Linked DNA regions of Mus musculus: regions 2, 3 and 4 are each linked to region 1. The links are chromatin loops, found by intact Hi-C in ENCODE. Cell type or tissue: left cerebral cortex. All regions are shown on one strand. Region 1 has its middle 11 kb from the start of Gm32507. Region 2 holds the start of Klhl2 (kelch-like 2, Mayven). Region 3 has its middle 11 kb from the start of Gm40501. Region 4 has its middle 9.3 kb from the start of Klhl2.

The links. A loop is a pair of places that touch in the nucleus more often than their neighbours do. Peaks named below come from ENCODE experiments on the same cell type or tissue, not always from the same donor. Only the 100,000 strongest peaks of a DNase experiment are listed, where the experiment ranks them.
Region 2: a loop joins it to region 1, with 3 times the contacts of the local background. A loop is called at or near these places in 6 of 42 quality-filtered maps.
Region 3: it touches region 1 in a loop (5-fold over the local background); 6 of 42 quality-filtered maps call a loop at or near these places.
Region 4: a loop joins it to region 1, with 2.5 times the contacts of the local background. A loop is called at or near these places in 5 of 42 quality-filtered maps.

The regions. Positions count from the first base shown.
Region 1 is chr8:64,922,137-64,930,136 of GRCm38, reverse strand. No RefSeq gene overlaps it. Among named protein-coding and RNA genes, the nearest start is that of Gm32507, 11 kb to the left of the region's middle. In left cerebral cortex, no CTCF peak of the experiment used is centred here; DNase peaks (open chromatin) are centred at 3,534, 4,143, 4,445, 6,547 and 2 more places; H3K27ac peaks cover 3,394 bases.
Region 2 is chr8:64,846,071-64,854,070 of GRCm38, reverse strand. Klhl2 (kelch-like 2, Mayven) reads left to right here and starts at 4,147. Exons shown (of 15, transcript NM_178633.3): 1 at 4,147-4,438. The coding sequence starts at 4,413. In left cerebral cortex, a CTCF peak has its summit at 4,365; DNase peaks (open chromatin) are centred at 5,025, 5,562, 6,148, 6,639 and 2 more places; H3K4me3 peaks cover 4,479 bases; H3K27ac peaks cover 4,033 bases.
Region 3 is chr8:64,866,027-64,874,026 of GRCm38, reverse strand. No RefSeq gene overlaps it. Among named protein-coding and RNA genes, the nearest start is that of Gm40501, 11 kb to the left of the region's middle. In left cerebral cortex, no CTCF peak of the experiment used is centred here; DNase peaks (open chromatin) are centred at 2,082, 2,419, 3,638 and 4,051; H3K4me3 peaks cover 225 bases; H3K27ac peaks cover 2,235 bases.
Region 4 is chr8:64,855,186-64,863,185 of GRCm38, reverse strand. No RefSeq gene overlaps it. Among named protein-coding and RNA genes, the nearest start is that of Klhl2, 9.3 kb to the right of the region's middle. In left cerebral cortex, no CTCF peak of the experiment used is centred here; a DNase peak (open chromatin) is centred at 3,375.

The sequences.
Region 1 (8,000 bases):
GGCTTGCATTGGCAGGGTGGGGTGGTAAAAGCCTAGCACCAGGAAGGTAGAGGAGGGAGGATCCAGAGCCATTCTTAGCTTCATAGAAAGTTCAAGGCCAGCCTAGACTATATAAGGCCTGTGTCCAAAAACAAATAAGTGAAACAAAGCAACAATAACAACAAGAACTGTGGCCAGGCTAGAGTGGAAGTCTCAGCAGTCAAGAGCATTTATTGCTCTTGCAGAGAATCAGGGACCAGTTCCCACCCACCTGGTGGCCCACAGCTGCCTGTAACTCCAAATCCAATACCCTCCTCAGGTCTCCACAGGCACCAGACACACACACGGAACACATACAAATGCTCATACACATAAAACACAACAAATCAGAATTTGTTTTTAAAATGGGGTTCATGTTATAATAATCTTCAAGGTTCAGTCCATATAAATGATGATTCATGTTTCAGAGTTCTACATTTCTCTATCTTTACAACTTCTAGCCAGGAAAAAAAAAGTACTGTCAGCTTTGATTGAAGATTGATGTTGCCAGCCTGGTCTACAGAGCGAGCTGTAGGACAGCCAAGGCTACACAGAGAAACCCTGTCTCGACACCTCCCCCACCCCTGCCCCCCACAAAAGGCCAAACAAAATCACAATGTTCAGTGTCTTCTTTCAGACTTGAAGAAAGCAAGGAGCTTACTCAGTCTTAACTGAAACAAGAAAAGATTTGGTCTGGGAGTGAAGGTGCACACCTTTTAATACCAGCATCGCAGGTGATGAGTTCAAAGCCATCCTGGCCGAAATAGAGAGACTCAGCCTGAAGACAAAAAAAGACATGGGTCTGTTTGCTGTAGTCTTTGGATGAGCTGACAGGAAGGCTGACCAGGGACTAGCACTCAGGATAACAGAGGCTCTGTTACTGGCTGCATCTCAGGTGTCCACTAGAGTTTTCCGTCCTATCATCTAAATAATGAAGAGCTACCGGGAGCAGAAGCCAAATGCCTTTATTATGCAGATGTGAGCCTACAGGACTTGAACAAAGCCCACTTCTGCACACAGCATCACTTCCAGGAGTCTAGTTTGTTACAGTTTGCCTTAAGAAGGGATTTGAAAAGTGGTGTACGAGGGCCAGGGAGAGGGCTTGGTGTGTAAGGTGCTTGCTGTACAAGCATGGGGACCGAAGTTCTGATTCGCCAGCACCTGTGCAAAACCTGGGCACGTGTCTGTAATCCCAGTGCTGGGAGGTGCTCGAGGTAGGTGGATCCCAGGGAGTTGCTGGTCAGCGAGCCTAGCTGAAAACATCTCCCATAAGTTCCATGTTTAGTGACGGGGAGAGACTCCATCTCAAAAAAATAAGGTAGAAAGTAGTAGAAGATGTCTAACTTCAACCTCTGGATTCCACACCCATGCCCACATATGTACACAGACACCCCACACACGTGTTGTACTGTCTGGTTTCTGTGTCAACTTGACACAAGCTATGGTCAGCACAGACAAAGAAGCCTCAGTTGAGGAAATGCCTACAAGAGATCCAGCTGAAAGGCATTCTCTTCAATTAATGATCAGTAGGGGAGGACCCAGCAAATGGTGGATGGGGCTGTCCTTGGGCTGGTGGTCCTGGGCTCTATAAGAAAGCACACTGAGCAAGCCAGCAGAAGCAGTATTCCCCCACATCCTCTCCTGCCTCTAGGTTCCATCCCTGCTTGAGTTCCTGCCCTGATTTCCTCCAATGATGGACTATGATCTGAACGTGTAAGCTGAATAAACTCTTTCCTCCCCAACTTGCTTTTTGGTCTTGGTGTTTCATTGCAGCAATAGAAATTCTAAGACACATGTGTGCACACTTGTAAAAGGTTGTCTGTGGGAAATGTATAGCTCGGTTGCTAGAATGCACGTCTGCATCCACAAAGGCCCAGGTTTCTAGCACCACATAGATTGCGCACAGTGACACAAATCTGCAATCCCAGCACTCAAGGGGTAGAGGCAGGAGCATCAGAAGATCTTATCTGGTTACCTCAAAAGTTTGAGGCCATCCTGAGCTACACATGTGAACATGTGATCTAGAATCACCTACCAAGCTGCCTAGGTCAGCCTGTGGGTATGTTTTGAGAGACTGTCTTGATTGCACTAATTTAAGTAGGAAGATCAGTCCACTGTGGGCAACGCCATTCTCTTGGCTTCAGTCCTGGATTCTATAAGAGGAGAGAAGATGAGCGGAGTATTTGGCACACACGATTCACCCTCTTTCTGTGCTTTACTATGGGTGTAAATATAGCCACCGGTGGCAGGCTCCAGCTTCTGTGCCTTTACACAGTGAGGACTAGAACTGGATTCTCAGCTAATCTAAAACCTTTCTCCCCTAGGTTGCTTTTTGCCAGGACTATTTGTTTGTTTCTTTGTTTGTTGTTTTAAATTACAGCTTCAGCAATGAAAACAGGACACCAGCAGAGTAGAAGCACTTATGTCTGTCTGATTTATGATGTATACTCAACAGGCCAGCTTGCTTAGGCTTTTACAGCCATGTCTGTCCCTCCATCTTGGACGGTATGCTCTAAAACCCTGAACCAAATAGAACCTCCCTCCGTTGGTTGTTTTTGTTACAGCAACAAGAAAAGGAACAAACACAGCTATGGAATGACAAGGTTCCCACCGCTCGCCCACCTCTTGCACTTACATTGGTATGGTTTGCTTGTACGCACCCCACCCCCTTCATGTCCACCCTCACGTTTATCTATAATTTGACAAGAATTGGCAGTTGTCATTTTGTAATTTGTTTTACTTTGCTTGGTTTTTGTTGTTGTTGTGTTTGTCTGTAGCCCAGACTGGCCTCAACTTCCCTATCTAGCAGAGGGTGACCCTGAACCTGACGCTTCTGCCCCCTCCTCACAAGTAATAGAATTTCAAGTATTTGATATTACATCTGGTGGAACACCGTGTAAATTAGAGCCTTTCCATTTTCAGTGTGACAGCTGCGTTTTATCCATATCTGCACAACAGATTTTAAAATCCTGTGACGAATGCAAGGCCGCTCATTCACCTCCTCTCTACCTAGTTCACTAAGCCTTTGTACCTCACTTACCATCCCGTGTCTTCTGCTCCTACACGAACCATCTACTGTCTATCCCTTACACCACTACACAGATACGATCCGAGGAAAAACCAAACACGTTCACTGTTTCTACCCGGGACCAGCTAGGCCTGTTGTGAGAGCCACCTAGGATAATCCTGAGATGTCGTTTTATCTAAACTGCTAGGCTACAGGAGTTATATGAAAATTCAAACAGACAGCTAAAGATCAAGAACTAGAATGTGATATTTATCTGGAATAGCGTGCATCAAACAAAACAGTTGTTGGTTTTTAAATAAATAAATAAATACTAGACTATAATAAAATGCCTGACTTGTCAAGGCACACCCCCCCCCCCTGTTAGTCTCTGACTTTTTCCTGAGAATCCATTCTGTGCCCAGCATCTCCCTTCATCATGACAAGAAAATCCCAGCTCCTTAAAAGTTGGCAGGCAAAATTCTTGTCTCAGGGGATATTTAAATCTTTCTTGGCTCATGATTGTTCCTCTTGGGTGTTGAAATGAAACGATGCCTCCCAGCCTCTTGAAATAGAGCTGTAAGAAACACTCTCCGTGCTCGGGTTTTGACAAAACAATCTTCATAAATCACAGATGTAATGAGCTGTGGTCACAGGGCACAGCTTCAAGGTCTCTCTAATTTTCTACTTTGGTTTAAGGTTCTGGCTATTTTGATATCCTCTCTCTCTCTCTCTCTCTCTCTCTCTAACTTTACTTTTAATTAACTGAGGATATTGACTTGATATTTTTTTCCTATGTTTTCCTCCTAATGCTTGCTTCCCACCCCACTGTTCTGACAGGCCATCTGTCAGATTTTTTTTCTGGCTTCTTTGAAGCACCATGCTATTTCCCCCCTTATCTATTATTAAAATATATATATATATATATATATATATATACAAATATGTTATCATTGCAAGTGGTTCACACAGTACTAAATTTATAAGGGGGTGATCATAATCTACCTCATTCCCACTCTTAATTTTCCTCCAGAGTTAACCGCCACTGACAGTTTCAGCCATATCCCTCACTTCGTTTTTTGCACACAGATATCATAGGCGCACACATCTGTTACACATGGCTTGGTGATGCATGCTCATTCTATTGCCTTTTTATTAGGTTAGCATGTACAGTAATGGCTTTCCTTATAGCTTTGGCATACATATCTGTTCTCCCCCACCTCTCTTTCCCACTGTGTCTCCTGCCAAGATTCCTCCCTATCCCTTTTTTTTTTTTTTAATTGAGACAATCTCGTGTAGCCCAGGCTGGCCCTTTCACTCTGCAGCTGAAGATAGCCTTGCATTCCCTTGTCCTGTCTCTGTCTCCTGGGTGCTGGGATTATAGGCATGTGTCACCATGCCCAGCTTTTGATGTCAGACTTTGATTGGCCCCCTAGCTCCCTATCTGTACTCTATCACACCATGTTGCTAGTTGTTCTTCAAGATAGAGAATGCGGGCAGGACTTTATTTGTGGCTATGTGGGTTTTAGGATGTATAGAAAGCTGAGCGTGGTGACTCACACTCATAATCCCAACACTTAAGCACTTGGGGGGGGGTTCAGAGAGGCTATCCTTGGTCAAACAATAGGTTTAAAGCCAGCCTGTGCTTTATTTCACGTCATCCCAAGAAAATGAAAATGACTAAAAGAAAATGGAAAAAAATTCGAACAGACTCAATACAATATTGAGATCCATCACAGAATAGATCCCTAGAGCAGAAGTGGTGGGTAAGCAGATCTCTACCATGCACATTTTTGTCTTTATTCTTGATTTTGAGACAGAGGCTCACTGTTCAGCCCAGGCTACCCTCAAACCTACACTCCTCCTGTCTCAGCTAGCCCCAAATGATAGTATTATAGGTGTGTGTCCCTGTAACTGGCTATAATATACAATTAATAAAGACAAATAATTTGTGTAAAATGTCTTCCACTGGAATACCCAGGGCTTCAATTAGGGATTGATATATCATCAGCATTCAAATGTCTTTAATTTGTTTAACACTTAAAACCATATTAAAACTGTGTTTTTCAGTGATGGAGATTGAACCTGACACTTTACCTCATATTTGTATCTATTATTTTTAAGAAATTCAGAAAGAGTGGGACAGTGGTGGCACACGCCTTTAATCTCAGGGTTTCTATGTATAGCCCTGGCTATCCTGGAACTCACTCTGTAGACCAAGCTGGTCTCAAACTCAGAAATCCCCCTGCCTCTACCTCCCAAGTGCTGGGATTAAAGCCATGTGCCACCACTGCCTGGCTTCTTTTTCTTTTTTGTCACAGGGTTTCATGTAGCCCAGGCTATCCTCAAACTCATTCTGCAGCCTGAGGCTGGCTTTTTGTCCCTGGTTTTCCACTCTCCATCTCCTAAGTGCTGGATGACAGGTGTGCACCACGCCCAGGTAACTAATATTTGCTTCCTAGTCTTCCTGCGAACATCCTGCACCCCCTCCTGTATATTGTTCTTCACACGAACCTCCACCTGACAATTTATCAGACTCTGAGACTTCAGCTTGCTCATCAGCCTGACATCCATCCACACAGCTGCCTTCGTGGGTCTTCACCTTTGTTCTTTTTCATTCGTTACAAACAGGAAGCCTCTCTTCATCATCTCTTTGGTACAGCAGTGCGTGTCTGTAATCCCAGCACCCCTGAGGCATGGATAGGTGGATCATAGAATGTTCAAGGCTGGTCTACAAAGCACGTTCCAGGTCATGCAAGATAGTATTATAAGATTCTGTCTCAGCCCCTCCCACTCCTGCTCAAAAAAGAAAGATTGGCATTTATGATTGAATAATGAGATAAAACTGAAGAAACGGGTGCTTGAGTTGTAAGCTATCCCCATCTATGCTTTTCACTGAAATGAGACCCACTCCATCCTTTTTTATCTTCCTCATTCATTTTCTTTTAAAAATTTTTTTAAGGAACCAGTGAGATGGCTCAGCAGGAAAGGGTGCTGGCTACCAAGACTGAGGACCTCAGTTCATCCCTGGGACCCACATGGTAGAAGGAGAGAACTGACTGTGGCAAATCTCTACGTGCACAAGTGTGTGTGTGTGTGTGTGTGTGTGTGTGTGTGTGTATACGTGGGTGTGTGTGTGTATGTATGTGTGTATGTGTGTGTATACACATGTGTGTACACGTATGTGTGAGCTCACATGTAATTATAAAAGGGAGAAAATATTAAAAGATTTTCTTCCTCTCTTCTTTCCTGGTCCTGGGAATCAAACCTTGCCTCCCCACTGAGATACATCTCTAGATCTAAAATATTTTGAGCATATGGACTGAGAGGATGCTGCTCAGTGGGAGAGTGCTGACCTCCATTGTGTGATTCCCTGTTTTCAGTTACTCCCCCACCCACCCACCAAAAAAAACTTCCCAAAATGATTTGGATGAGAGAGCCTGTGCTTTAGCTAAAATGAGACCAAGGCAGAAAGAGATCTGGAATCCAGGAGCTGGGAACCGGCAGGGGCAACATCGTGGAGCTCTTTCTTTAAAAGCAATCTGAACCTGATTCTACTAGAACTGCCTCTCTCTGGGAGGTGCTGAGTTAAAAACAAATCTTGCACAAGTCTCTACAGATGGGCCAAGGTGCCTGGGAATTGCCTGCAATATTGTTAGGGGAATATCTAAAAGCAGCTTGAATCCAGAAATGTGATGTAGTTCTGGTCTTACGAAATGGTTCCATGAAATGTAGCAGAGACAGCAATAAAAATAGAGATGGTTAGCAATCAATTTTCTAAGGAAAGAACCCTCTATTCTGCTTAATATAGTTTCTCAATCATTCTGGTTATAACTTGGGCTTTTTTTTTTTTTTTGAAATAGAGTTTAGTTTTATTTTCTGTTGCTTTTGTCTGCTTTAGGCACCAAGTTCGACAACAGCGAGACAGCTCTCTGTGTCTGAGGACTTCTGAAACTGGATCACGGTTCTCAGACAGCCCCCAAACAAATGATTATACAAATACGCAAGCTTATTTGGCACAAACATTAAAAAAAAACATAATGGAAAAAAATCACCTTAAAATAAGGTTTGTGTTGGGCCTGGTGATGCATGCCTATAATCCCAACACTTATGAGGCTGTGAAAGTAAGACTGGGAGCTCAAAAACAAACATGCTTGGGAGACCAGGGATCTGCCATTATTATCTATTGCTTTTCCTTATCAGATGGGTCTAAGTCTGACAGGTGCAGCTGAAGGATCCTTTTTGAGACAGGTTACCTTTTTGAGACACCGTGTCTTCTGGTAGGGGAGAGAAAGGGGACATGAGGTTGGGGTTCCCTGGGTCTGCACGTCTTGGGAGCAATTCCAGGATACTTAGGCTGAGGATGAAGAAGAAGAAGGGTCTGGACAGATGCTCAGAAGTTGCAAGCAATTGGAGAGGACCACAGTTTAGTTCCCAGCACCTGTGTTGGGTGGCTCACAACCGCCTGTAACTCCAGGCCAAGGGGATCTAATGGCCACTTCTGGCTTCTGCTTGTGCCTGCAAACCCAACACATAAATAAATAAATAAATAAATAAATAAATAAATAAATAAATGAAGGAAGGAAGGAAGGAAGGAAGGAGGAAGTGAAGTTTCAGAGAAAATAAAAATTAGAAGACACGGCTCAGTGTGACAGTCTTATACTATGCTTGTTATGATAAATGTAAAAAAATAAGATGGGGTTGGTGCCTCTAATCCCAGCTACGCTAGGAGGGTAAGAAAGATCACAGGTTTTAAGGCCTGCCTTCATGGCACAAGGAGTTCAAGGCTAGCCTGGGGAACTTTATGAGACCCTGTCTTAAAATAAAAAATCACCAAAATTGCACCTAAGGATAGGTCTTAGCATTACGATGTCGCCTTTGGTTCCATTGTCAGAGCTAAACAAACAAGCAAGCCACGAAAATAGGACTGTATTAACCAAACCAGAAAAATAAGTTTCCTTTAACACAGCAAGACCAA
Region 2 (8,000 bases), 76 kb after region 1:
TGTGTGTGTTAATATAAAGTTATTCTATGTACTGGAGCATCACCCCTTAATCATTTGTTTGACTGCTACCACATTGTTGCAAATGTTCCCTGGAATAGGAGAAGAATCCAGGAGGTCTATAGACAGTGAGGGCAAGAGGAGAGAGTGGCAAAAATGAGAAAGTCTCAACAAACTGATTCAGAATCTGCTTGGGGTCTGTCCTCACATCCCACTGCAGGGGCAACCAGAAGCTGTGGGTAGATGCTCCTGTATGTGTGCACACATATGCGTGATCTGAGATGAATGGCCACAAGCAAATGGTACTTTTCAGAATTTATCAAGAGTTTGGCCTTGTTTTCTCCTTCCTCTAGCACTGCTGACCATTTAGAAAGTTGTTTAGTTCTAGGTAATTTTATAATGAGGCATTACATCACCAGACCATATAAATAGATACTATATAAATATATACAAGTAAAAATAGATTAAATCAATTTCTTTTCTTAAAAAGTCACAGAATATGCTTACCTGATATACATTAGTGTGAAACCTATTTTTGGGCTATTTCCTGGACCAATTCAAACAGATTTTTCAATTAGACTTCACAGCAAATGATGTTCTTTCATTTCTCTGGGAACTTTTGACACAGGGTTGGTAGTGTGCAGGTGTGGTCTGCTGGAGGGGTAGTGGGTATCCTCAAGACAAAAACAAGGAAGCAAGCATTCGTAGAGGAAACTGAACTCAGGCACAAATGTCATCTTGAAATGAGGGTTCTTCTATTAGTCTGGAGCAGAAGAATCACATTACCCCATCTGGCCTGGTAAGGCTTACCACGAACACCTTCCTGTATTGTCAGATTCCCTTGCTGAACAACAAATGACTCATGAGAAGGTTTGCAGGTGCCTCATAAGATTCCATGTATATAGTAAGCCCCCAACCTGTTCGGATCTAAGCAAAAACTCGCGCTTAAAATCAGTGCACCTGTGCATGGTTGCACACACCTTCGATCCCAGCCAGCTCTTGGAGACGGAGGCAGGGGGCAGATCTGAGTTCAACACCAGGATGGTTTCTACATACGGAGTTCCAGACCTTCCAGAGTTGTGTCAAGCTTAGTGAAACTCTGTCTCAAAAAGAAAAGAGGAAAAAAATAGTGCAGCTATTTAAGTATACACTTTAGGCTAACTGTGGCATAGAAACTAAGACTTTTCAAAAGATTTCCATTTTCTTCAGCACCTATAGGAAGCAGATGACCCTTGTGCCTCAGCCTCTTGAATGGTGGGCTTGTGTCACCATAAACCTGCATATCTTTGTAAGACAGAGTTTCACATAGTCTAGTTTAGTCTTGAATGCAAAATATAGCTGAGGATGACCTTGAAGTCCTGACCACCCTACCTCTTCCTCCAAAGTGCTGGGCTTGTAGTTGGGTGTCACCATGCCCTGCTTTATGAGGTACCGGGACCAAACCCAAGGCTTCCTATCTGTTAGGAAAACACTCCACTGACTGAACTATCTCCCTAGTCCACAGCTTATCTGTTTTTAAATGAGTGATTTTTCTTTCTTTCTTGTACTTTCTTTTTGGTGGAGGGGGTTTCCAATACACGACGTTTGATGTTCTACAGAGGCATGGAGTCTTTTCCTCACAGTGGCTTTCTCAGCCCTGTGATCCTTGCTGTGACACCAAGTTTCTGCCTGCCACATCCTGACACTAACTCTACTGAAACATCCAATTTCAATTCAGTTAAGTCATTCCTGACACTGATACTGCCAAGGGCTGGCTCACCTGTGTGTGCCATCTTCTTTGCAAGCAATCCATTCTGGCGATGTCACATTAATTTTAGCTTCTAGTGTCTTAGGGACTGTTTTATTTTACAAGCATTGAACAAATAAATGCAGTTTTATACAGTTTCATCCCTTGACGGGGGGTGGGGGCATCTTGAAAAATCAGGGGTCTGGAAATATGGCTCAACCATTAAGAATGTTTGCTATTCTTATAGCAAGCTGGGGTTTTGATTCTTAGCATCCGTATTGGGTGGCTTACAAATACTTGTAATTACATCTCCAGGTAACCCAATCTACTTTTCTGGCCTCCTTGGGCACCTGCATGATTGTGTGAACATCACAAAAATAAGCACTCTTCTGGGTTTACTTCTACAAATGGAGTGGTGATAAAAAAAAATAGACATTTAGAATATTAGCAGAAAATTGTGATGGACAAAGATGAACCAGAGGAAGATCTAATGGGGGCTATGACTCAAAGTATGTGCCTCGCACACTGACACACCCTTTAGAAATTATTATTATTATTATTATTATTATTATTATTGCTTTTCAATGCTGCGATTGAATCCAGAGCTATGTATTTGCCAGGCACTATCACTGAGCCATAGCCCCCTCTTTAATTTATTTCAACTTGTTATGAGACAGAGTCCAACTAGGTTGCTAAGGCATAGTTTTCGAACTCATTCTGTACCAGGCTTACCTTTTGCTAGTGAGCTTGTATGTGCTTCACATCCACTTTCTCATCCGACTTTTGCTTTATAAAGCAGGAACTTTTCTTATGGCTCAGACAGATCCATCACGAATCCTAAGGAAGTATTATTAGTGATGGATCTGTCTGAGCCATAAGGAAGTCATCATGCAGGCCCTCCGCATGGCAAATCAGTAATGGCCTAACGATGCAGAGATATTAATCACGGCAAGGCATATTTTCTTTATTAAAACAAGTCACCACTGAGCACCCTTTCTTGGCCTCCTGAGTGCGGGGATTATAAGCACACACCAACACTTTTGCAATTATTTTATTTAAGTACTTATTGGCAGTGCTAGGGATGGAGCCTTGTGCTCCCTCAGGCAAGCACTCCGTTCGTGTGATGCTGGAGTGGCCCAGGGATCATGTCTTGGTCTTTTCTGTAGCTACATTACAGAGCTTATTTCAACTAGTCTTGTGACTGTACATACGATCTACATGGGTCAACTTCCAAATTTAAGTTCACTCCGGACGCTACTTCTCCTGAAGCCTAATCCATCGGAATTCTTACTGAGCACTTTATCATCTAGAATCTGACCACTTCTTTCAATCCCTCTGACTCCAGTTCAGCCATCTTTCTTTTGTATTTTGGCTAGACTAAACTTGCCTGCTCCCTTCCCTCCGCGAGTGTATCACTTATACAACTAACGGTAACCATTTGGCCAGTAATGGTCTAGTACTGCCTCAGTTACAGTAAGTAGAGAGTCTCAGACCTTGCCTTCCTTCAAGCCTGGAATCCTGGCTCTACCCCGAGGGTGCCTAGACAGTAAGTTTGGAGTGGAACTGAAGAATTCCCATCTCTAAGTTCCCAGGTGTTTCTTCCGCTAGCAGGCATTGGTGGAGAATTCGGAACCCTCCTGCCTTTTCTCAATGTGACAGGCATCTTGCTGACAGGGATCTTCACTGATTTTGCCTTAGCCCTGGACATTCACCCACCCCTTGAGTGGTTCAAGGTTCATGTTAATTCATCTTTGTTTAACTGATACCCCAAGAGGCCTTCCGGACCGTTCCTCATCAAACAGCACGCCCTATCTCACCGCCGTTTCTTCTTCTTCCCAGTGGACATCCTGGGCTCATTGTTTCTCTTATCACGTCCAGATGGGCAGCTAGCTAAGCTAAACGACCCACGTTTGCTCAGTCACGTCCCCAAGCTCAGCCTAGCAGGTGCTCAACTCAGTTGTCCAAGGACCAGATTAGGAACACCCAGGAAAGACGCCCGCTAGCTTCGGGCTTGGGACACTGGTCAGGCCGATCTATCTCGTCTTGCCTCGGTTTCCCCCTTCGGAAAGGCAGTGAATGGTCTGCCCTCCCCCGCATCCCCACGGGGGTGGGGGAGGCACTCGGACGCCAAGACAAGGATGTGAACACACCGGTGAATCAGAGCAAGCGGTGCACCGGAGAGCACCCCTTCCGCGCGAGCCCTCCCCGCCTCCGAGCTCCCAGCCTCGGCCCCGGGTCTACTCCCTCCCCCGCGGGCGCGCGCTCGCCCGTCCGCCCGCCGCCTCCTCCTCCAGACGCCGCGGAGGAAGGGGCGGCGCCGAGGGAGGGGTCCCTCCGCCGCGGGAGGCCGCAGCGCCCGCCCGTCACGGCGCCGGCGCCGGCCGGGAGAACCCGGAAGTGGCCGAGCAGCACGCTCGCCCGCTCGCCTGTCCCGCCGCCGCCGCCGCCGCCGTCGCCGCCCGGCACTCGGGGGAGCGCGGGAGCCGCGCCAGGCACACGAGCGCGCGGGGCCGACGGGCCATGGCCGCGGGGGCCGCCGCCGCAGGTGGTGGCGCGCGGTGAGGAGCGCTGCGCCCCCTCGGGGCGGATGGAACGGGGCTGGGCGGGCGGACAGTGCCGGCGTCCGCGGCTGGTATGGTGCTGGCGGCGGCGGTCGCTGCCTGCGTTCTGAAGCCCGCGAGGAGCCACAATGGAGACGCCGCCACTGCCTCCCGCGTGAGTGAGCGGGCGCCCGGGCGCGCGGCGGAGGGCTGTACGGTTGCGGAGGGCGCGCGGCGCTGCGGAGGACACGCCGCGATCGCGGGGGGTGGCGGGCGAGGGGAGGCGCGGGGCGTGACGGGGCGCGGCGCCCGCAGTCCGGGGGGCGACCGCGGGACCGGACTCTGCCAGGCCGGCCGGCCGTGGGTAGGGGCTTCTTAGTCCCGGGGCGAATTGAACGTTCGGGATGGAGCTGTGCGTGGGGCTTGGCGGGGTGTGCGCGCGCGGGGAGTGGTGGTGGTGGTGGTGGTGGGCTACGATCGCCCTGTCGGTACCCCACCTCCCCCCTCCCCGGAATGCATGGGCTGCTGCTGCCCATCTCGCCTACCCCTTGCTAGTAGGGAGCGAGAGGAAACTGGAAAGTACCAGACGCCTGGAGTCTAAAATGAATGCAATCTGAGGTTGCTTGCTTCTTGGAATTTCTAATAAAATTAATATCCAAGGAGCTTTTACATCACTCCAAATGAGCTGCGGCCGTTTTAGGGCATGTGATCTCCTACCTGGCACTGCAGAAAATCTTTTATCCAGAAATCAGAGCATCTCTCGTTCCCTTGGTACCCGGGGCACGTTGGTAGTGTTACCGACCTGTTAGGCACAGGTGTCTTTTTTCCTTGGTGCCCAAGTGCATTCAAGATCACCTGCAACAAAATTACTTTCTAGAAATAAGAGCTTTAAAGAAAAAAATCATGTGGAAGATGTTATTCTGTACAAGGATTTTTGTTTTTTGAAAAAGTGGCCTGTAAATCTTCGGGAGTTTGAACGTTTCGTCCTCCCCACCCCCACTCCCACCCCACGCCACCTTCATCAGTTTAACCTTTATGAAGGAGTACAGAGTCCTTTGGATCTGACTTTCAAACCGCAGACAAACCTCTCTCCAAAAAGGGTGAACCTTTTCATTCGATCTGATTCATGGAACCTTATCGGTTTTCAATGAGATTCGGCTAGCCAGTTTCCTTCTATCACCGTTGTCGTCACCAGCCTCTTGTGCCTATTTGGCAGGATTCCAGCTAAAATAAGGATATTTGGTTTGGGCTGAACATTTCTTTTTCTTGTTCTTTTTGTATTTTGTATTTTGAGTCCTTTTATGAGATCACATGGGATGATAGATCCACAGTTTCTGTATGTGCAGTGTTTTGAGCTTGAGTGGAACAGGTCGTGGGGATCTGAAGAGTGGGTGAGTCTTGGCTTGCCCCTTCTGGGCTCATAGAAATGATAGAAAAAGCAAGGGATCAGATGCTTTGCAGATGGTGGCAGCTTTGAGGCTCTGATCTGCTCACGCTCCCCAGAAGGTTGGGAAAGCTTCCTGAGCCCCCTGGGAAACATGTTAGCAGCCCCCCCACCCCCCACCTTGGAAGCAGAGTGAACTGGAGAGAACCAGGGGACCTTAGGATGAAGGTTCAGAAGAAAAAAAGATGGGTGTGGAAAACAGACCCTAGAGCAAGCCAAGGCATAGAAAATGGTTTAAGTCGGAAAACTGAATAAGATGAGCAGCTCTGTTCTTTTGCTATTGTTGCTTCGATTGTAGTTCTGGAACTAGATTGGAGGCTTGAGGTAGTGGAGGAATCCCGGGGTGCTGAGGAGGAAACAGTTGTAGCCTTGCAGTCGCTGGAAAGCTGCTAAGACCTCTGCATTGTTTGTGTGCACTTAATTAAAGCTACAAAGACATTTAATTTGCATTGGGTAGGTCCAAGACTCAAGCCCTCTTCTAGAGCCTGTGCTCTTGCTGCTTAGGTGTCTATGGATTAGACACACAGGTCTTGGCTTCCTACCCTCTGGCTTCTTTGTGTCTGTTTCCTTTAACTCCCTTTTACCTTGGGTCATGCTGTCTGCTGTAAGCAATTGCAGGTGAGGTCTTTGGGGTGGGGGTGGGGAGTTGTTTGCTGGGGCTTCCTGGCTAGAGCTAGGTTAGGAGCACTCACTGGGAGCACTCACCTCTTTTTAAGCACTGAGTGTTAGCCTGAGCTTCAAGGCAAAGAGAGACGTTTGACCTGGACTTAAAGGGCCTTAGGTAATAGGATGGAAGCAGACTCAGAATTCTCTTGTGTGTCTGTGTAGTAATTCATTCAGTGTGCAAATTCTTGGATGCCTGTCTCTGCCTGGCACTTTTCATGATGCTTGTCTGGGCTTCTGTTCTAAGAGTCAAGGCTGCATTGTTCTCTGGTCTCACCCTTCTTCCCTTAGGCTGTCTTGGAGGGTTGGTAGGCATCTCTGCCTGCATTCTTAGTTCCTCATTTTGATTTCTGCCTTTTCCACTCTGCCTCCAACTTTTTCTCATCTTCTGAGAAGTCTCATTGATTGCCACTATATGTCGTATTTCCAGTTGTCTTTTTTGCATACTTGAGTATGTGTGGCATTCAGGTTCTGTTTCAGTTGGAGGTCTAGGTAATAGTAAGACCACAGGTTGAAAGATGTGCAACCAAGAAAATTAGGTATCAATGAACGAGTCAGGGAATTCGAGGTGGTAAGTGGGCTGTGCAGACGGAGTGAGAGCTAAACAGCCTTGACTTCCGCGGTACTCTTCATATATTAGCCTTTATGGTTATTTGCATGAAGGGGTTTCCTAATTATTAAGCTGACAAAGCCTGTAAAGTTGGGATTGTGTGGATCCCTTTGACATCCCTTTTGGAATAGTTTTCTTAGCTCTTGTTTCTTCCCCCAAGCTGTCTTACTCCTCCTGGCCTTACGGTCTTGCTTTTTCTCCATTCAGCAGCGTAATCATGCCTGAGCTGCCACCTTATCTGTTCTCAGTGGGATCCTGCATCACTGGAAATGCCTGTCATCAGAGGTGTACCACACAGCCAGACAACTTGTTAGCCATCCATGCTCTAAGGGCATTTAGTCCTCCAAAGATGGGTTGGATCAGAGCAAAGGTTTCAGGTCTTTGGATTTCTTTGATCTGTTTAAAGGAAAAAGTCAAGTCCAGGATAGAGTTGCCAAGTTTCTGGTTTTGCCAAGTCAAGAAGTATCTGTTGAAGAGTTATTAGCAAGTGTCATTATCAGTTATCAAAGGCTATTGTAATACTGTTCTCCAATAGAAGGAAGGTTCCGAAGGGATAGTACTTTAGTAGTATAAATGTAAGTTTGTGAAAACTTGCTTCATTGCCCCTATTTTGTCACAGAAACAAAGTAATTTGTTGAAGCTTGATGCTTTGTAGTGCATCTCTTGCCTGCAGAACCAGGGCTCTTGGAGATTGAGTATGGTGAATTGCCAACCCTGCAGTTTAGCGTTTGTACGCCCATCTATCATAAAGCCCATTGGAGTACATTCTCGGTTTCACTTCATTAGTCATAAATATTGAAGCAGAGTAGCTATCATTTCTTTAAACATTTTTTTGTTAAATCTTTATTTTATGTGCAATGTGTGTGTATGTGTATATGTGTGTGTTTGTGTGTGTATGTGTGTGTGTCTGTGTGTGTTTGTGTGTGTATGTGTGTGTATGTGTGTGTATGTGTGTGTATGTGTGTGTATGTGTGTTTGTGTGTGTATGTGTTCGTGTGTGTCTGTGTTTGTGTGTGTATG
Region 3 (8,000 bases), 56 kb after region 1:
GACAAAAGGATGGACCATGTAGAGACTGCCATATCCAGGGATCCACCCCATAATTAGCCTCTAAACTATGACACCATTGCATACACTAGCAAGCCTTTGTTGCAAGGACCGTGATATAGCTGTCTCTTGTGAGACTATGCCTGGGCCTAGCAAACACAGAAGTGGATGCTCACAGTCAGCTATTGGATGGATCACAGGGCCCCCAATAGAGGAGCTAGAGAAAGTACCCAAGGAGCTAAAGGGAACTGCAACCCTATAGGTGGAACAACAATATGAACTAAGCAGTACCCCGGAGCTCTTGACTCTAGCTGCATATGTATCAAAAGATGGCCTAGTCGGCCATCACTGGAAAGAGAGGCCCATTGGACTTGCAAACTTTATATGCCCCAGTACAGGGGAACGCCAGGGCCAAAAAATGGGAATGGGTGGGTAGGGGAGTGGGGGGGGGGAGGATGTGGGGGACTTTTGGGATAGCATTGGAAATGTAATTGAGGAAAATACGTAATTAAAAAAAGCTTTATAATTATAAACTAGTCATATAATAATACTATAACATCAAGATATTTTACATTGTTTACAATGTCTGTGCTTTTTAAAATAACAAAAGCAAAAATGAAAATGAGACTATCATTTTAAAGGCATGTTTTTAAATATTGACTAAAAAATAAAGGCAACTCCTGTTTTCAAAAAAAAAAAAAAAAAGAAAGAAAGAAAGAAAGAAAGAAAGAAAGAAAGAAAGAAAGTAGGTTGGGCAAGCCATGCAAACAAGCCAGTAAAATAGTACCCTTCCAGGTTCCTGCCTCGCATTCTGCCTGAATGTCCCCCAACAATGAACTATAAGTTGCAGTGGAAATAAACCATCTCCTTCCCAAGTTGCTTTTGGTCATGGTCTTTATACCAGTAATAGGAAGCAAGTTTATTAACTTGCCACCAACACACTTCCAAAGCCAAAGGTCCAGGCTACACAGTCAAGCCTCCCACCCCATCAAAAACCTCCAGTAAAATAGCCTTATTCTTCTTTTAAATTTTGTATATGTGTATGTATGAGTGGTACACACATGGGGCCGTGTGCATTGGAGCATGCAGAGACCAGAACAGAACATCAGTTGGCTTTCTCTGATCACCTTTGGCCTGATTGCCTGGAGACATGGTCTCCCACTAAACTTGAGGCTCACTGTTCTGTCTGGGTTGGCTGGTCTGTCAGCTCCTTAGTGTCTGTCTATCTCTACCCCTGTGTTAGAGCGACAAGCACACACAGTCATGCTTGGCTATTCTTTCCTTTCCTTTTCTTTCTTTCCTTTTCTCTTTTTTCTTTCTCTCTTTCTTTCTTTCTTTTTTATGTTGAGGGCCGAGGAGTTTAAAATTGCATATGCATGGGTGTTTTTTTCTTGCATGTATATCCGTGAGTCACTTGCATACATGCACAGTGCCTGCAGAGACCAGGAGCAGACATTGCATCCCCTGGATCTAGCATTACAGGTGGTTGAGTCACTATGTAGCTGCTGGGAATCAAACCTGGGTCCTTTGGAAGAGGGCTTTTAACTGTTGAGCCATCTCCACAGCCCCATTGTGCTAGGGATTCTAGTTGAGGCCCTGCTTCTTAAAAAGCAGCAATCTTCCCCACAGAGCCATATCCCCAGTTCAACTTTCAGAAAAATCAATATAGTTTTACTGTAAGAAGTGCTATCAGAGAGCTGTATGGGGTAAAAATGATGTGGTCCTACCCACCGCCTTGCTAGGGAGAAGTGGGTGGAGGATTGGTGGGTTGGGGTCACAGTCTCACCCAGTCCCTAGAGGTCACAGTGGATAGCCATCTTGGCCTGAGAGATGTCTGACACATCACCTCAGTTGTAATGTTTGAAAACAGAAAAATCTTACACTCAAAACAATCCTGTCTGTGTGCCTGCCAATCAGTCAGTTCCCGGCTTTGCTGGAACAGTGGTCAGATACTAAAAAGGAAATGTTACAGAATGCTTACGCCCCGCCCATCCTGTGTGTGGTACAGACTGTTAACCGCACACCTTGTGTTATCCCTCACACATCCTGGATTCCTGGGGAGAGGGAGTATGATGTGGGCGTATTTCGTGTGCTTGATATCTATAAATACACTCAGAGGCTGCTCAAAGCTGCTCCCTGTTATTCTGGCATCTTCTCTATTCCGGGTTTCCTCACACACCCTCACAGAAGAGGAGAAAGTGGATTTCAACTCTGCCACCCTGACCACAATCCCAGAAAATCACTCTAACAACAGTTACTGATTTTTAGGTACACCTTCCTCTCAGACGGGCAATGTGAGAGGCGAGTCCTTTGGCAGCCGCATGCTGCACACCGATTTCTGCTAGGTTCTCTTGACCTCCTTCTGGGCCGACTTTGGAGACACCACTTCTATTTTTGGCACCATCTGCCTTCTGTAGTTTGATTCAGGGTTTTCTCCCAGCCCATGACTCTGATGCTATTTTTTGTTTGAAGCTTTTCTTTCTTTCTTTTCCCAGAAACCCCAGCCCACAGATCTTCCACCCACTGCTGCCTAAGGCTTACCCAGCCCTTGGAGTCTGCAGTCAGTCACCTGGAGGGGAGGATTTGCTAGGGTTCAAGATCCATTGAAGTTGTCCCTTCTCACCCCTCTAGTCAGACCTGTGGTTTTCAGAATACAGTGTGTGCCTCACATGATGGCTTTGCCCTGTACTAGCTATGGGTTATTTAGTGCCTTACTAGACTTAGGTTTCTCAACCAAAAGAGGGAATCCCTGACTTTACCTCAACTGGGTCTTCCTTTATATCCCATGCTGACCCCAAATTCCTGGATTTAAACAATCCTCCCATACTTGCCTCCCTAGTAGTCGAGACTACGAACACATACTATCCAAACTACCTTAAAATGGGGGATATTAATAGTACCTTCATCACAGGATGGGATGCGTAATATTGATTGTTTACTTGACAGGACCTAGAACCACTTAGGAGACAAATATCTGTAAGGAAGTTTATAGACTGGGCTAAGACAGAAGACCCTCCCTAAATATGGGCAGCACATTCTTCATGTCCTGGATTGAGTAAAAAGGGAAAAGGGAGAGATGAATATTGTCTCCTTTCATATCCGTCTTTCTCAGCTTCCTGACTGTGGATGTAATGTGACCAGCGATGGCCATGATGCCCCCACTCTGATGAACGATACTCTCAAACTGTGAACCAAGATGCACCTCCCTTAATAAGCTTTTGTTGGGTATTTTGTCAGGGCATTGAAACAGTATCTAATACATGAGGTTTTAATAAAGATGGTAGTGGATTAATGGCAAACTTAATGGACCACGCTTCCTCAACCCAACATATTCCTTACAATGTTAGTTTTAGCTTTGGCCATGCAGCCTGATTTGGGCAATAGCACAGAAAGAGATTTGAAACACACACACACACACACACACACACACAGAGAGAGAGAGAGAGAGAGAGAGTGTGTGTGTTTTGTATTTACTTCCTTACTGATTTGTAGAACTTGGCCACCACCTGAAGAAGCCTGGCTTAACCTACTGGATTCTTAGATACCAGTTGGCTCTGTCTTATCAGCCTACTGCTAAACCAGTCAATGGGACATCGGGGAGTAGCCAAACCCTGCTGGCTTGCCACGTGGCTGTAGCCATATGTGTGACTCCAGCTGTCACCATATGGAGCAGAGGTAAACTTTCCCAGTTCAAAGTGCCAATCCATAGAATCTAAAACAAATAAGCCATGATCAAGTCATTATATTGGGACCTGTCTGTTTTTTAGCAATGATTGAATGATGCAAAATTAATAAACTTGCTTGCATGGTACATGGACAGTATTTAGGAATGTGTCCAGATTGGGATATGTCAGTAGCTACTTAGCATTAGTTTAAACCAACCATTTTCTTATTCTGGAAATTCCTATCTAGGCTGAGGCTTCTTAGACCCTTGTGCTTTTGCAGACGTCTAAAGCTTGCACATCCGTATTTGCCCACCACCTACCTTCTTCCTTGTCTTCCAGGCAGGGAGTATCCAGAATATTTCCTAATTAGGAAGACATTGACTAACACTATGTAATCCACTTGAATGTCAGAGTCATCTTCAAGATTTAGATTAAGGCTTAATATTGGATGTCACCTGGCTTATCCCAACAGCACATCGGGCTTCTCTGCTCGGGCTTGCACATCACTTAACCCCCACCCCACCCTGTTCTTCACACACTACCTCTCTTAAATCAAATTATCATAAGTCAGAGGCTAAGCGATATGTAGCTCAGTTGGTAGAGTGCTTGCCTGGTACACAAAGTTCTGAGTTCTATCCTCAGCATAAACCAGGTGTAGCACTGCATGTTTGTAACCTCAGGTCTTAGAAGATACAGGCAGGAGGATGAGAAGTTCAAGTTCATCTTTAGCTATATAACAAGATCAAGGCCAGCCTGGGGTACATGGACTTTATAATAAGCAAATAAATAAACAAAAGCAGACAGAGGCAGGAAGACCACAACTCTGAGGCTAGTCTAGGCTACATATGTAAATGCTGTCTTCCCAAAGTCAGATTCTATTACTCTGAGGGAAGTCTAATACTACAACCATTTTCTTGTTCACTCAGTAAGATCTGAAGTTTTTTCATAGGCCCAGAAATCTTACAAAGATTGGAACCTGCTCTTGGCCATCATCCTGCCAATCTCACTTTTCCAGGAAACCTAAACTGGGTCTCCTACATGTGCTCCCAAGCCTTCCTTTGCCCTTTTACTTCAGTGTCACTTGAGGACCCACCAGAGCACCAGAAACAGGAGATAGATCCATGGAGAGCATGCACATGCATAGGAAAATCCACACACACACACACACACACACACACACACACACACACAGAGAGAGAGAGAGAGAGAGAGAGAGAGATACACACACATAGACATGTACTTTCACATACCTACACAGAGACAAATGTATACACTCATACACAGAGACAGATGCACACATACACAGATGTACTTACACATACATAGAGACAGATACACACACATACACAGAGACAGACGCACATATACATGTACATACAAAGAGACATGTGCACACAAATATTCAGAGACAGATGTATACACATACAGAGGGATGCACACACACATGGACAATATATAGACAGATGTTCTCACACATACATGCATAGAGACAAATGTATACAATGTATACACACATACACAGAGAAACATGTACCTACACATACACAGATGTACTCACATATACATACACAGAGACAGATGTGCATACACACACATGATGAGTCCTGCTTGGCCATGTGGAAGGGATGGTGTGATATGGCTTCTTGCCCCTGGAGAAGAGACAGCAGGACAAAGGCCTCCATGACTTTTGATGGTTGCTGGGCATGTGCGTATAAAAACATATATTTTTTACTTTATGTTCCTCCTTCAGGCGAATGTTCTCTCTGCCAAGGTTAATGACACCATGATAATCAGAAACAGCACAGTCTGGGATTTGAGGGTGTGTCTATGTCCTTAGCAAGAGTGGTAAACACTGTGACCTTTAGGACAACCCTTAAGGCTGTGGGAAAGAACTCCGAAAAGTTGAGTTCAAATATATATAAACAGGATTTCTCAACTATGTAAAATACAAGGATGCGATACAAATTGTATGAGGGGCATCATGAACCTAAAAGAACAGAGGCAGCTACACTAGGAGCCAGCTTGTCAGAAAGATACAAAGGCAGGCAGATTCCTGAGTTCAAGGTCAGCATGGGACAGAGAGAATTTAGGTCCAGGCATGGTCAGAATGGTAATCTCAGGACAGGATCCCACCCAGCTAAATTTATTGCTTATGCTTAAAAAGGCAGACAGATCTCTGAATTCATTTGCAATGAAGAAAGAAAGAAAGAAAGAAAGAAAGAAAGAAAGAAAGAAAGAAAGAAAGAAAGAGAGAGAAAGGAAGGAAGGAAGAAAGACTTGCTGTTTTTTCCTAAGTCAAAGGGCAATCATGGAATGCTGATTTATGGGAGGGTGAAAAGAGAACTTGGTGTAAGTGACTGAATTGATATGTAAATAAAAGGCTGGGCTTTTGGTCTGCAAGGGATGAGCTAGCAGAGACCCATAGCAGCTCTTTTAAAATTTTTTTTTTCTAGGAAGAGCTAAGCAGTACTGTGGAAAGTGAACGCAGCTCTTTTAGAAAAGTTTAAAGCTCTTTTAGAATTTTTTTCTAGCAGCTGCCCAGAGAGAACTCCTTGGAGAGCAAACACAGCTCTTCAAGAATTTTTTTCTAGTACAAGAGAGCTGTCTAAAGCAGGGAGCCGTCTCTAGCAGAAAGCTATCTCGAGCAGAATACAGAGCCAAGAGCTATCTGCAGAGAGCTGTAGCTGCCATCTCAGGCAGACTACAAGCCCATCAGCTTTTACCCACAATTTGACTTTGAGTCATTCTTTCCCGTGCTCCTGAACACCCCTTCCCCAGAACTCCTCTCCAAGCTTATGTTGGTCCTTGGCATGAGCATGCACATGTGTGCACACACACGCACGCACACACACACACACACACACACACACACACACACGTGCATACACAACACACTTCACTGTGGTGCTCAGGATGGCCTTGGACTCCTAGGTCCAGTGACCTTTTTGTTTCACCATTCTGAGTAGCTAGGATGACAGAGGTCTTCCACAGGCCCAGTACATTCATGTATGATCAAGTACAGAATATATTCTAACCAATTAGTAAACATATTGACCAGCATATTAACATATTATGTGATATTCTTATTTATTATGGCTATGGCCAGTCTCCTGAAATTCAATTTCCACAGGTGTTGGTGATAATTGTTTTGTTTGCTGACATATTGCACAGTAAGTACTTTGCAGTGCTGGGAGACAACTCAGTTAGTAGAGTACTTGCTTAGCATAGGAATTAGTTACTTTTCTATTGCTGTGATAAAACACAAGGCAACTTATAGAATGAAGGGTTTGAGGGACAAAGAGATGGCTCAGTGGTTAAGAGCACTGACTGATTTTCCAGAAGACCTGTATTCCATTCCCCAAACCCACCAGGTCACCAACAGAATGTAATTCAAATTCCAGGGGATCTGATGCCCTTTTCTGGTCTCCAAGGGCAGTAGACATGCATCTGTGGAAGGGTTTATTGGGGGCTTATGGTTCCAGGGAGATGTGTCAATCATCAACAATTATGACAAGGAAATGTGGCAACAGGCAGTCATGGCTCCTGCAACAGCAACGGAGAGCTCACATCCTGAACTACAAAACCAGAAGCAGAGAGTATGAACTTGAATGGCACAAATCTTTAAGCCCCCCCAAACCCATCACCAGTGACATACTTCTTATAGCAAGTCCATACCTTTTAAGCCATCACGAAGCCATCTACAACAGGGGACCAAGCATTAAAATGCCAGAGACTGGGTGGGGGGGGGGGGGGCAGCTCATTCAAATCATAATAGCACCATGAAGCCCAGGATTCTATCCCCATCAACCAAATATCACGGAGCACACTAGCACTCAGTAAGTGCAGGCAGAAAGATCAGAAATTCAATGTCATTTTAGGCTATGTCATAAGCTCAAAGCCAGCTTGAGCTCCACTATACCCTGTCTCAAAACAGCAACACCCCCAGTAATAGTTTTTCGTTGGATTACATAGAAGTCTGAAATCCTTAGGAAGTCTCCTCTAAATACACTTTCTCCTCAAAACAGACATCTGCTTTCCTGATTAGCTGTCACTCATCCACTCTTCATAACATTCTTCTACTTTAGTCATCTCAGTCCAACCTTAGAACATTTATTTATCAGGGCACCGAAACAACTGAACATCTCTGCTTATTCTCCTATGCACATTAACCTCCCGTGTGGGATTAAAACCAGACTTGCACATATAAGAAACCCTTGCAGAAGAGGTAAATGCTGTTTGATATCTCTCCCCCAAGCAATCTCTCAATCAGGCCACACACATTCATTCATAAATAAAGTACAGAGAGCAGAGCCAAGTGTGGTGACACAATTCTTTAAT
Region 4 (8,000 bases), 67 kb after region 1:
CTGTTTTGGATTGCTTTGGTGGTTTTTTTTTGTTGAGAGCGTCTCCCTAGGTAGTCAAAGCTAACCTCAGGTTCACAGTCTTTCTCCCTCAGCCTCCTGAGTGCTGGGATTCCAGGTGTGTGCCACCATGCCATTGCTAGAATTTTAATAGCATGGAGAAGTTGTCATTTTAATGAGTCATGGTTCTCCTCAATATTTTGTATTATGGTAGGATAAGACATGCCGGAAAGGAAAGCAGAAGCCAAAAACTTCACACTTTCATACAACCAAACTGTGTCAGAATTTTTTTTTTTCAATTTACCATGTACACATACAGATGTTGTTTTTCTTTTGTTACATATACAGTATCAAGCAACATACAGTGTTTTATAACTTAATTTGCCTTTAAACAATGCTTTGGCAGTTAACACGTGCTGCTCTTCTAGAAGACCCTCGTTTGCATCCCAGGACACACACTGAGCAGTAAACAAGCGCCTGTAAGTTTAGCCTTCAAGGAATCAGACACCCTTCTGGTCTCTGAAGGCATCTGCACACATGTGCTTCTCTCTCTCCCTCTCTCTCTCTCTCTCCCTCTCTCTCTCTCTCCCTCCCTCTCTCTCTCTCTCTCATACACACACTCACCCCATACAAATAAATCTCAAAATATTGATGCCATCTTTTATAACATTAAATATCATTACACTTTGTCAATATAATGGTCCCATAGTAGTTCATTATGTGGTACTATTATAATAATATGAATCCCATCACCTAATGACCAATTTGGACTTTCAATTTATGATTATGTAAATATGTTCTTTTAACATTTTTTTGGAAGCTGACTCAAGTGCATCTATAATTAATTCTCTAGAGTGAATTCATAGAAGTGCATATGTGTTGCAAGGTTCATCTCTTTTTAAAGTCGCTTGGTGCATATGTAATGGTCACTTCATCAATACCTTTCTTTCCATTGATCCCCCAAGTCCCTGGAGGGAGGTGGTAGGAAACTCAGTGGTAAGGCCTTGCCTATCAGACTTAATACCGTTAGATCAATACTAAAATTAAAATCTCTTGGCCCAGAGAGGTGACTCAGTGGTTGAAAGCACTGACTGCTCTTTCTGAGGACCTGGGTTAGATTCCCGGCACCCACACAGTGGCTAGAGGCTGTCTCTCAATGACACCATGTTTGGGCCTGCATGGGCACTACAGATGCATGGTGCCTAGACATACATGCAGGTGAAAACATTCCTGTATCTAAAAACCCTCAAAACACTTATTACAAAGATAAATGTCTTCAATCCTAACTAGTCCACCACCTCAGCTACTTACTACTGAGTAAGTCCACTGTTCTTACTAAGGACCTCACAAATAAGCAATTCCCTTATCTGAAAGCCTTAGCTGTGTACAAATAGATCACTTTGAAGCATCCCAGCTTTCGTGGACCCCTGTGAAAGCACATGGCCTTCGTTGTCCAACCTCATTTTCTACCTCCAACTTAAGACAGGACAGACCCTCTGTCTTTGGCGACTCTCATGTTTGTTTGTTTGTTTGTTTGTTTGTTCTACCCTCTCTCAATGAACGTGGCTCTTCTCTTCCTTATGAATCTGAGTTGTCTATGTCACTCAAAGTGCAGACCAAATTATATCTCTTGCAGAAAGTGTTGCTGAGATAATCCCACCCCAAATTCTCCTCTTTTGTTTTCCCACATGAATCATATCCCTCTGTAATTTTAGCTGTATACCTAAGCTTTCCTTCGGGTGGGCAGGCTGTTCCTCCCAGGTTAGACGCTTTTCAAATCTGCCTCCACTGCAAACAAGAGAACTACGGGCTACATCTTCCAAAGGGGCTGTAAGACAGTGCAGGGAGTTCCTAAAGGAAGTTCAGAATCCAGAATATTCTCTAGATGTAATTTTTTTTTTTTGGTATTTAAATCGAAGTAGTTTTTAAATTATTTTTTGAGGTTATAATTACATCATTTCCCACTCCCTTTTATCCTTTAGACCCCACTATACACCCTTAATTGCTGTTTTTCAAAGTCATAGCTTTTTTTATTAGATGTTTTCTTTATTTACATTTCAAATGTTATCTCCTTTCCTCAGTTCATCTCTCAAAACCCCCTATCTCTTTCCCCCTCCCCCTGCTCATCAGCCCACCCACTTCTGCTTCCCTGCCCTGGCATTCCCCTACACTGGGGCATCGAGCCCTCACAGGACCAAGGGCCTCTCCTCCCATTGATGTCTGACAAGGCCACTCTTTTATTTTCTTTTTTGGAGAGAGGGTCACTTGTAGTCTGGCCAGGTTCAAACCCGTCTATGTAGCTGAGAGCAGAACGTGGAAGCCCTGGTTCAGTCCCTCTGATTCTCAGATGAGAGGTTCATGGGCTTGGCTCTCAGACGTCCGTTTAGAATTTTTAGAAGTTCATTATTATGTGTGTGCGTACGTGACCCCGCACACGTGGCACTAGGCATGTGTACAGGTCAGAGGACAGCTTACAGGAATCCGTTCTCTCCTTGCCTTGTGGGTCCTAGGGAAAAACTCAGTCATCAGGCTTAGGGTCAGGTGCCTTTACTCGGCAAGCCATCTTGCCTGGCGTCTGGATAGCTTTTTAAAAGGTCATCCTCCCATGTAAAATTAAGAGAATGAACCAGATGAGTCTTTGAGTGCATTTCAGAAAGTTTTCTCACAATTGAGTTTAATTATGTGAATTAATTATTTATGGTGAAACAAATGGTTTTTAGTACTTCCACTTACCAAAAAAAAAAAAAAAAAAAGTTTGGCGGTCAATACGATGCCTCAGCAAGTAAAGGTACCTATTTCTCTGTTCACATAATCCACATCACAGAAGGAACCCCCACAGGTTGTCTTCTGACCTCTAGATGTGTGTTGTGGCACAGGCCTGTGCGAATATACAAACAAATAAATGTGAGAAAAAAAAAACAAACAAAACCCTTGGCATCCAATTCAGAATAAAAGAAAAAAAAATCTCTCAAAGATAATTTAACCAGAACAACAGCAAAAATAGCTACCGGTGGACACGTGACATGGATATTTCAAATAAGGTTCATTGTATAAAGATATTTTTATTCACGGCTTATAATAAAAAAAACAACCAATGAATTTTAAAATTATCCTAGACACTGAACATTAAAAAGCTTAGTTCATTTAAAAATACATAAATTATTTTCATTCCGCCCCCCCAAAATATGGTACTTTACTGTTCTAAAAATACTACACATTCAAATAAACCATAATTATGAATACATATAGCTTCTCACAGTTAGAAGAGTAAAAGTGGATTGTGCTAAATAAGATGCATGTTGCTGCAATATTCAAGCATGCTTTAAAGTACATCATTATTATAAGTAAGCATGTAATTACTATGGTGTTGGGACGCTTGCCCAGGAACTAAAACACAAAAATAATGAATTTTCAGCACCATTTGACCAATAAGAGATCCAGGTACCTCAGGTCTGCTGCCCCCTCACTCAAGGTCTCCTCTGAAAAGGCAAGGGAAATGAAAGACGTCATGGAAAGAAAGAACACAGGCTAGAAGAAGAGGTATCAAAAAATAGAAAACTGAAGGGTTTCTGGCAATGAAAAACCCAATAGAGCGTCCACATTTTTCCTGGGGAGACGATGACTTTGAGTGTTGGGTTATAAATTTAAAGCAAGGGGCAGAAGAGATGGCTCAGAAGTCAAGAGCAGTTGCCGGTCTCCTGGAGGACTGGAGTTGGGTTCCCAGCATCATGCCAGGCAGCTCACAATCTCCAGCTCCAAGGTCAGATGCCTCTGACCTCCAAGGGTACTACACTCATGTGCACATACCCACATGCAGACATATATATATAATTAAAAATAATAAGAATAAGCCTTTAAAAAATCATAAAAATGCTATTTCCAAGCCAGGCATGGTATCTGTCATACATTTGTAATCCTAGCTCCTGGGAAGCTGAGGCAGGTTTGCCTTGGCATTCAATGCCAGCCTAGGTTACAGAACAAGACCCTGTCTTTAAAAATTGATATGAATAAATAAAAAGAGTTCTGGGTCTGGGAAGATGGTTCAGTGGGCAAAGGCACCTTGATGCCATGGCTGACAGCCTGAGCTTGATCCCTGGAGCCCATATGGTGCCACTCTTGCCAAAGAAGCATAAGAAGGGGAGTTGAATCCCCAGAACACACATCAGGCCACCATAGTAGGACACAACTGTAACCCTAGCACTCTTATATGGGTAGAGATGGGAGGAAAACCCAGGAGAACCCCTGGAGCCCAACAACCAGCTAGCTTGGCATGTGCAGTGACGACCATCAAGAGCTCTTCTCTCAAACAAGATGGAAGGCAACTCTGAGGACTGGTACCCAAGGTTGTCATCTAACCTCTACTTGTGTACCATTTGAATGAGGGCACCTGCACTCATACATGCATGTGCATCCACATGTAGTCACACATGTAATGATTTCTGAGAGAAAGTGCATGTGTTGTGGGAGGGGCTGGGATGCTCTGTGGTACCCAGGTGTACAGCTATGATGGGGCATCCTTACCAGGCAACACGCTATTCAACCTGATGCTTTAGTCTACCGTCTCATGCCCATCATCCTTTCTATTTGTGTGAGTTTAAATCCTAGATGCACTGGTAATTGGCAGCTGAGCTTTCCCTGCCTGGGTTCCCTGCAGCTACAGCAAATTGGCAGTAAAGTTTCCTTAGCCACTGCTGATAGCTGATGGTAGCATACGGCATGATTCCACTTACCAGAGACAAACAAATGCAAACCCAGGTAGATCTTTAGGTAACTCCTATGATGGAACTGCATACAAAAACTCATGAGAAGACACAGGGAGTATGATTGATGCATGCCACATTTGAGGAAAGGTTAAGAGAGGGGCTCTCCAAGCTATAGTTTGAATTTCTACTGTAAGATATACTCATGCATTATTTACTTAAATTTTAAAAATGAACAATTAAAGAAATGTTATGGTATCAACTCATGCCGAAAAAAAAAATGTAGAAAACAGGCTGGAAAAGAGATTTCAGTCAGTAACAAAATTGCATTACCTCTTTCTGCCGGGGCTAATAACTGGTTATTGTGGTTATTGTGTCTTTATATCACGAGTCTTAATTCTTCTGGTTATTTCATTGAAACATCTTGCTATGATTAAAACCCCATAGGTCTTGTCTTCATCAGTGTTCTATTGCTGCGAAGAGACATCATGGCTATCGCAACTCTTATAAAGGAAATTTATAAACTCTTTTTTTTTTTTTTTTTTTTTTTTGGTGGTGGTTTTTCGAGACAAAGTTTCTCTGTATAGCCCTGGCTGTCCTGGAACTCACTCTGTAGACCAGGCTGGCCTCGAACTCAGAAATCCACCTGTCTCTGCCTCCCGAGTGCTGGGATTAAAGGCATGTACCACCATGCCCCACTTTTTTTTTTTTAATAATCTCTTATTTAATTGGGGCTTGCCTACAGTTTCAGAGGTTTAGTCCATTTTCAGCATGGTAGAAAGCATGGTGCCATGCAGGCAGACATTGTGTTGGAGGAGTTGAGAGTTCTATATCATGATCCTCAGGCAACAGAGAGGAGAGAGAGCCTCTGGGCCTGGCTTGGGCCCTTGAAACTTCAAACCCCACCCTTAGTGACAAGCTTTCTCAAACAAGGCCATACCTACTCCAACAAATAATGTCACCCACTATGTACTCAAATATATGAGCATTTGGGGGCCGTTCTTATTTAAACCACCACAGGCCTAAAAAGATACACTGTCACTCTCATGCACCCCATGTGGTTTTCGTAGTTTTGTAAATGGAATCATCAAGTTTTCATGCCCAATGTGTTAACCTTGTGTCCCATTTTACCTTCCTTGTTTCCTATGAGAAATCATCGATTGATTCAGGTGTACGCCATCTTTTTTCCTTTGGTGTCTCCTTTCCTGTACAACATGCACATCACGCTTCAATATGTCATGAGTCTGTGTAATTTTTTAAAAACAAATCTCATTTCCAATTTCTCCTATTTGTACAACCAGGTTTCCAGTCTTATCCCAGTACCTGGACAAATACATTCCCGCATGCCTACATACACACACTGACACAATCATTCAAGAATTACCTACTTGCTCTATAGAAAGTCTGAGAGTCGTCCAAGATCCAGGAACATTCACACCTCAGCCTTATGTCTCCATGTTTCATCCTTGGGATAATGTGTTCCCTTCTTTCTAGTGACTAAACATACTTTCTTTTCCTACTTCATAGATATTCAACACATTATTTCCCAAAGATTTTGGTATCTTGTATTCTTTTCTTTTTTTTTTAAATCTGTCTCTTTGTGTATGTTTATGTGTAGGCTTAGATTTTTTCAAAACCTACTTTAATAAGGATTCTGAAATGCTCTGACCCCCTTCTAGCCCACCATCCAAAGGTAGGGAGAAAGATGGTAAGCAGGATAGGACAGGGGGATGTAGACCTCTTTTTTAAAAAATATTTTTATTAGGTATTTTCCTCATTTACATGTCCAATGCTATTGTAGACCTCTTTAGAAGTAGTTCTTTGTGGGAAATTCCAATCTGTGTTTGTCATGATATCAGCAGTCCAGTTAAGTACTATTAAGATACCAACAGTCCAGTTCAAAAGCGTCACCAAACATGAATCAGCAATGGTAGCACCATCCAGTAGAAACCACCAGGTCTCCGCTGAATAGACACAAGTCAGTGGGAAAGACCAGGAGCAGCCATAATGCCAAGAGTTCACTGCTGTGTCTCTCTCAATGAAGTGAAAATCAGCAAAGACTCGAGACCACGGAAGAGTTACACAGCTAGCTATGCAAGTGCCCTATCACTGTCCACTGGATTTCTCTTATATTCTCTCCAAACATCATGTCTCCTCCCATAGGTCTTGGCTCAGCAAAACATCATGTGAGTATGTTATGATTATGAGCATGTGCATGCTACATGTGTGTAGAGGTCAGAGGGTGATCTTGGGGGTCAGTCATCATCTTCCACCTTGTTTGAGACAGCGTGTCTTGCTGTTTGCACCTGAGTACATCAAGGCTAGCTGCTCTTTGAGATTCAGTGACTCTCCTGTCTCAGCGCTGTCTCTACCTTCCATCTACTTGTAGGGTACACTTGGATTACAGGTGCTCCCTTGGGTCCTGTTCTGCTTTATGTGGGTTCTAAGGATTTGATCTCATGTCCTCACACGTGCACAGCAAGTACTTGCCCCACTGAACTGTGTCTCCAACACCCCTCATATTCTTTTATCTACTTTGATTTAATATATTCGATTTATTTTGTGTGTGTGTCTGTCATTGATTATAATGTGTTAAAGGGAAAACTCTTGCCCTAACCTTCTTGTCAGACCTAATGACTTCCCAAGTCTACTCTTTGGTCATAGTATGATCGCTGAAGAAGGGGTCTTGAATGTTTGGCTGACAGAAAGACATGGAACATTTCTCCATAACTTTATTATTTGTTGGAAGCATTGTGGATGCACTTCCAAGAGTAAGGCAACAAATAAAAGGAACTACCTAGCTGTACTCAAAAGGTACACTGCATGAGTCTGAGTTGGAATATATACAAAAAGAGGCAGATGTTTTAGTATCCATTCATTCATTCAGTAACATCTGTTGAATACGTAATGCATGCTTGATATGCTGCTTGACCCTAGGGATATGATCATCATTAAGTAGACTAAAATCTGTGCCTTCATGTGGCTTGTATTCCAGAGGAAAGCATAGAGAGTAAATGAAATAAGTTATGCAAATAGTTTGTTGAATCTAATAAACCAGAATAGGCGCGTAGGAAGTATAGGAGGTATGTTGAGGGGGTAGTGGTTACAACTCAAAATAGAGTGTCCGGTGTTTTCCCTCCTGGTATTAAAAAAAGTCTGTATCTCTAAGCATAATAGAAATAAGATTGCCTTGAATCAGTGTGCCTCAGAAAACATGGCTAGAAATATTGTTTTTATGATTTAATTTTAGTTGGTTCTTAACAAAGTCTTCAAAATGGCAACTCATGTTGATTTTTAGTTCCA